Linked DNA regions of Mus musculus: region 2 is linked to region 1. The links are chromatin loops, found by intact Hi-C in ENCODE. Cell type or tissue: left cerebral cortex. All regions are shown on one strand. Links, peaks and the distances in the headings refer to the core of each region. The heading gives the core; the rest is flanking DNA. Region 1 has its middle 21 kb from the start of A730006G06Rik. Region 2 has its middle 3.9 kb from the start of A530064D06Rik.

Region 1 (2,789 bases), core at 290-2,789:
ACATGGTAGCTCACAAACATTTACAAAGCCCTCTTCTGGCATGTGGGTGTACATGCAGACAGAACACTTCTATAATTTAAAAAAATGCATAAATATTTTTTTAAAGTTTTAGCTGGTGGTGCAGGCATTTAATTTCAGCACTTGGGAAACAGAGGTAGACAGATCTCTTAAGTCTGAGGCCAGCCTACTCTAGTGAGTTCCAGGACAGCCAGGGCTGCAAAGAAAAACACTGCCTTGAAAAAAAAAAAAACCAAGCAATAAATAAATAAATACAGAAAAATAGATAGATAGCCTTTCAAGTCTGAGGCATTCTCCTGCAGACCACAGGTCTGCCTCTGTCTTTGAGAACAGACCTGTAGGCAGGTGGTTCCTCCACACTTCTGTCCCCTGTGCTCACACCCCACCACAACCAGAAAGCACCCCACACACACACTGCCCACCTCTTCAGGAACATGGAAGTCCAGGAAGCTCCTGTAGCTACATCCTAAGTTCTGAGTGAGGGGGTAGGATCCACAGGAAGAAATAAGTCATGAGCTTGGGGAGAGGGGCCATGCAGAAGAATGTACATGGACTTAGGTAAAAGGTACAAGGCAGCTCAGGAAAGCGGTGAAGATGGGCATGGCAGACCAAGGGCAGCCTTGCTGAGGGCACACCTGTGGGGAGAAAGGACACACCTCTGGGGGAAAGGGGCACACCTGTGGGGAGAAAGGGCACACCTGTGGGAAGAAAGGACACACTGTGGGAAGAAAGGACACACCTGTGGGGACAAAGGGCACACTGTGGGAAGAAAGTGCACACCTGTGGGGAGAAAGGGCACACCTGTGGGGAGAAAGGGCACACTGTGGGAAGAAAGGACACATCTGTGGGAAGAAAGGACACACCTGTGGGGACAAAGGGCACACTGTGGGAAGAAAGTGCACACTGTGGGAAGAAAGGACACATCTGTGGGAAGAAAGGACACACCTGTGGGGACAAAGGGCACACTGTGGGAAGAAAGTGCACACCTGTGGGGAGAAAGGGCACACCTGTGGGGAGAAAGGGGACACTGTGGGAAGAAAGGACACATCTGTGGGGAGAAAGGGCACACATGTGGTGACAAAGGGCACACCTGTGGGGAGAAAGGGCACACCTGTGGGGGAAAGGACACATCTGTGGGGAGAAAGGGCACACATGTGGTGACAAAGGGCACACCTGTGGGGAGAAAGGGCACACCTGTGGGGGAAAAGGGCACACCTGTGGGTCCATTGTTTCAATAGTCTAATAGACATAAGTGACTCTCTAACATCTCCATCGGAGCCAGCGCCTTCTAATGGAGGAAGCAAAGCCCAGTGCAGACATCTCTCCACATCCTGAATCATGAATGGTCATTCCCACATCTCCTAATAATAGAAAAGCTTTGGGCAAAATTCGTGCAGCTGAGTTCTTTGAGACATTACAGTGCATCAGCTGCGTGCTTCTCATTGGTTTGCTTTGTTGGCCTTACACAGAAGCAGTCTGAACCAACGGGCCTCCTGTCAATTGGTCTGGAGACATGCTCAGCCACTCCTATGTGCTCCACTGTGTCCCCCTTCCCTCTCCCCTTGTTATCACTCCCACTGCCAACATAGCTGCAGGCTGTAGACAGAAAGGTCCTTTCTTTGGTGTCTTGGCACAGCTGCCCAACCCCCAGAGGTCCTGCCCAGTTCTGCACTCCTATGAGGCTATTCTATCTTTTTCTCTCTAATACATGTGGTCTCTGCATTAGACCTTTAAGCCTCTGATTTTGTCATCTTTTCTCTCCTGGTTGTCATTCATTTTTTCATTCATCTCGGGCTTGTTCTTTGTTTGGGGGCACATGAGTGCAGTACCTGCAGAGGCCAGAAGAGGGCATCAGATACTATAGAGCTGGAACTGTGAGCCACCACGTGGGTGCTGGAAATCCAAACTCCAGTCCTCTGTGAGAGCAGAACGTGTTCTTAAGCACTGAGCTATCTCTCTTGGCCTCTCTGTGTTTATGTGATGGGGTCTCATGTGGCCCGGGCTGGCTTTAAACTTGCTATGTAAATGAGGCCTATCTTGAATCGTCCCACCATAGGGACTATAGACAAGATCCGATCCATGCTAAGCGTTCATCACTACCTTCTGAAACAAGGCTTCAATCGCCACTCCTGCTTTTCTACACTGGTGTTTCCAATGTCTGCTGTCCGTCTTTCATTTCTCAGAATGTCCCCTTTGACAGCATGCCTGTTGGGTTTAGACACAGCATATTTTCTTTGGCAACGTTTAAACATTAACTCTTCTGTTTTGTTCTTGTTTTGGTTTGATTTTGAAGCAAGGTTTCATGTTGCTCAGACCGGAACTGAACTCCCTATGAAGACAGTTTTGATCTTGACCATCCTGCTGAGGTGACAGTCTGTGTTTCATACCTGAGTCTAATGTGTTAGCCCCTGAGCTGGCTTTGTGTGTGTGTGTGTGTGTTGGTTTGGTTTTTTGTTTTTGTTTGTTTGTTTTGGTTTTTTTCAAGACAGGGTTTCTCTGTATAGCCCTGGCTGTCCTGGAACTCACTTTGTAGACCAGGCTGGCCTCAAACTCAGAAATCTACCTGCCTCTGCCTCCCAAGTACTGGGATTAAAGGCGTGCGCCACCACGCCCGGCTGAGCTGGCTTTTAAACTTTGCCCATTTCCTTTCTCCTCTGCCTGCCTGATTATCTTTTCTTTTCTCTTTTCATCTACCTCTGCTTTTCTTCTCAACAGTTCACAAAGAGAAGGAGAAAGCTCTGTCCATCCGTGTGTGTGTGTGTGTGTGTGTG
Region 2 (2,815 bases), core at 191-2,690, 60 kb before region 1:
ACATGGGGACCTCTTTCCATTTACCAGTTCGCTGGCAGTACATATTAAGACCCCTTAAAATAATTGGATCAAGGATACCATTAAGTGGCCATTTGGAATTATTATCTAGCTGGTACTGAATCCAAACCTTATTGCAGAGGTATATTAATTTTGATGTCTTCAAGTCAGGCGTTACCTTCAAAGACTTGAGATTTTCCAGGAGCTATCCCATTGGGGTGCCTAGAGGTGCATTTGAAGACATCACAGCACCCATTGGGGGTTTATTTGTACCAGCATCCCGAGAACAATTCAATAACCAAAATGAAGACAGCCAGGCTAGAGGATCAAGTCATCACTAGGGCTAGGGCCCCCTAGAGGCTAAAGAGTAAATCCTGGTCTTACTAAAAAGGGGTCTACCACGGCCCAGGGGTTCTTTGATGGCTGCAAGAGCCTGGAGGGGTGGGGGAACAAGAGCTCTTTTGAGGGATATGATCACCCAAAGGGTCAATGTCTGAACTCGTATGTCAGCTAGGAGGCGTGGCTATAAAATGCCACCCCTTAGCCCCCAGAAAAAGCTCGCCAGGCCCTATCTGGGAAATTAAGGGCCCTCCTGCTGACAGACCTTAACAATCAATATGCCAGTGTCTGAGAGAGAATTCCAGTGAACTGGTAAGTGGAAACGTGGAATTGAGTGGTTGATGTGGGCGCAGTAGAAGCTATCTTCACAGGGTGGCACAGGGAGACACAGCTCACATAGTAAAAGTCTGTGAGTCTCGCAGTCAAGGCAGTGGCAGCAGCGATGGCCTGCAGCAGCAATGAAAATCCACGTGGTGGATGATGGCAGGTGCCAGCAGATGGTGTAGCAGTGGCTGCAGGCAGTGATAGCTATGGAGGCTATCCACCATGACATTGGTTCTCCAGTGGCAGTAGCAACAGCCACCAGGGCTCTGCAGCTCTCCTGCATAACGGCTTCAGAAGGACTAACAAGGCAAAACAGTTCTATGTGAGCTTTATTGGGAGAGAGAGAGGCAAGGTGGCTATGGAAAGAGAAGGGAGGAAGACAGAGGGTGGGGGCTTTCTTTATATATGGGTGATGACGTAATTACAGGTAAATGTGGGAGGTGAGGCAACACATTCTGGGAATATGGAGGCTGTCACCTTGGCAACAGGTCTTCAGGTCCCACCTATGTGATGTCATGGGTTTCAGTGGTCCTGAAATGGAGCATGCCAAGTAGGCTAGGCTGGCTCACTGATGCCCAAGTTAAAAGCACAAACCAACGTGCCCAGGTCTTCATACTCTCAAGGCAAGCACTATACTGACTGAGCCATGTCTTCAGCCCCTTCTCTGCAAGGCAACAATCACTGCTTTTGGAAGGTGGGAGTGTGAGAAGAGGCAATGAGACCTAGATAGATGCCTGAGTAGAAAAAGAAGTGGCTTGGACAGGAGTGACATGTGTGGGAGTGTGCATGTTTGAGTGTGTGCATGCATGTGGATGTGTGTGTGCAATAGATGATCCCAATGCTTTGCTTTTTCAGGCTTTCTATGTATTTGGATTGAGGGCAGGATTTGCTCCTGTGGGAGATAGGAACAGAATATTAACTCATCATTGGCTAAGAGATGGTAACATGTATCCAGTGGGGAAACTCCCAAAGAGAGCTCCTTAAGAGGGGACTCTCAAGCCCTGTTTTGTCATGGGAAGGCACTTCCTAGAATTGAGGCGGGTGCAACTTCTGCAAGGTCTATCTTCTTTATTTGTATCATTCCTGATCTACCCTATCAGGAACCTGCACAGAAGCCCTCTGGTCACACCATGACCAAAGGCAACTTATGAAAGGAAGAACTTATTTGGGCTCACTGTCCCTAAAGAGATGAGACTCCACTGACAGAGAAGCATGGCAGCATGCAGCAGGCTGGAGCAGGAAGCTGCAAGCTCACATTTTGGTCCACAAGCACAAAGCAGAGAGAGAAGGACACAGAGTAGGGTAAGGACTTAGCTCTCAAAGCCCAAACCGTATGACATACTTCCTCCAGCAAGGTTCCTCCTAAACTGTCCCAACAGCACTCCCAGCTGGGTACCAAGTGTTCAGACACCTGAAACAATGGGGAACATCTCACTCAAACCATTGCAGTCGCCTCTTCAGTGCCATCTCCTTGTGAATAGTTAACATGCAATGGTCCTGAGGTCAAGGCCTGAGTTCGAATCCCCCAGTGTACCCCTTCACATCAGTGTGACTACGATGAGTCATTGTCCCTCTCTGATACTGTGTCCCCTTCTGGACAGGAAGAGGGAGAGAAGCCCTGGACACCACCTTCTAGGACAAGGCCATGTGCATGTCAGCTGCATGAGCACAGCTCAACATCTAGAGAGGCAGGGCAGGCAGGGAAGGGAAGTCAGCCAGCTCTGTCCTCAGTCTGACAGCAACTGAGGAAGAGAAGGCACAGAGCAGTTGCTTATACATTAGACCCTCACACATGGTCAGATGCTGTGTTCCAGGAGGCAGGACAAGCTTGAGTCCTTCAGAGAGAGGAGCCTTGGAGATGCTGCAAGCTCAGGATGGTCAGGTGGTTTCATGGGGGAGATTTCTCTGTGTAGCTCAGAGCATGGGCTGTTGTCAGGAGGTAGGTGATGCCCGCAGGAGGTTATAGAGATGTGGGTACAGACACTGCACAGTCTGGACCTTGGCAAGGCTGCCTGCTATAGGAGCTATGTGGACAGAGGAGGCCAGGGACTGGCCCCAGTGATGGGTGCATGAAAGTCTTCAGAGAAGAAGTTAGATAGGAGAGTGTGAAAATGATACCCACCCACTCGTGTGTGTTCACACAGGGGTGGGGTTC

The links. A loop is a pair of places that touch in the nucleus more often than their neighbours do. Peaks named below come from ENCODE experiments on the same cell type or tissue, not always from the same donor. Only the 100,000 strongest peaks of a DNase experiment are listed, where the experiment ranks them.
Region 2: a loop joins it to region 1, with 5 times the contacts of the local background. A loop is called at or near these places in 2 of 42 quality-filtered maps.

The regions. Positions count from the first base shown.
Region 1 is chr17:48,109,834-48,112,622 of GRCm38, reverse strand. It overlaps a transcript of 9830107B12Rik not described here. Among named protein-coding and RNA genes, the nearest start is that of A730006G06Rik, 21 kb to the right of the region's middle. In left cerebral cortex, for the core only: a CTCF peak has its summit at 1,864 (motif pointing right); DNase peaks (open chromatin) are centred at 1,559 and 1,843.
Region 2 is chr17:48,169,760-48,172,574 of GRCm38, reverse strand. No RefSeq gene overlaps it. Among named protein-coding and RNA genes, the nearest start is that of A530064D06Rik, 3.9 kb to the right of the region's middle. In left cerebral cortex, for the core only: no CTCF peak of the experiment used is centred there; no DNase peak of the experiment used is centred there.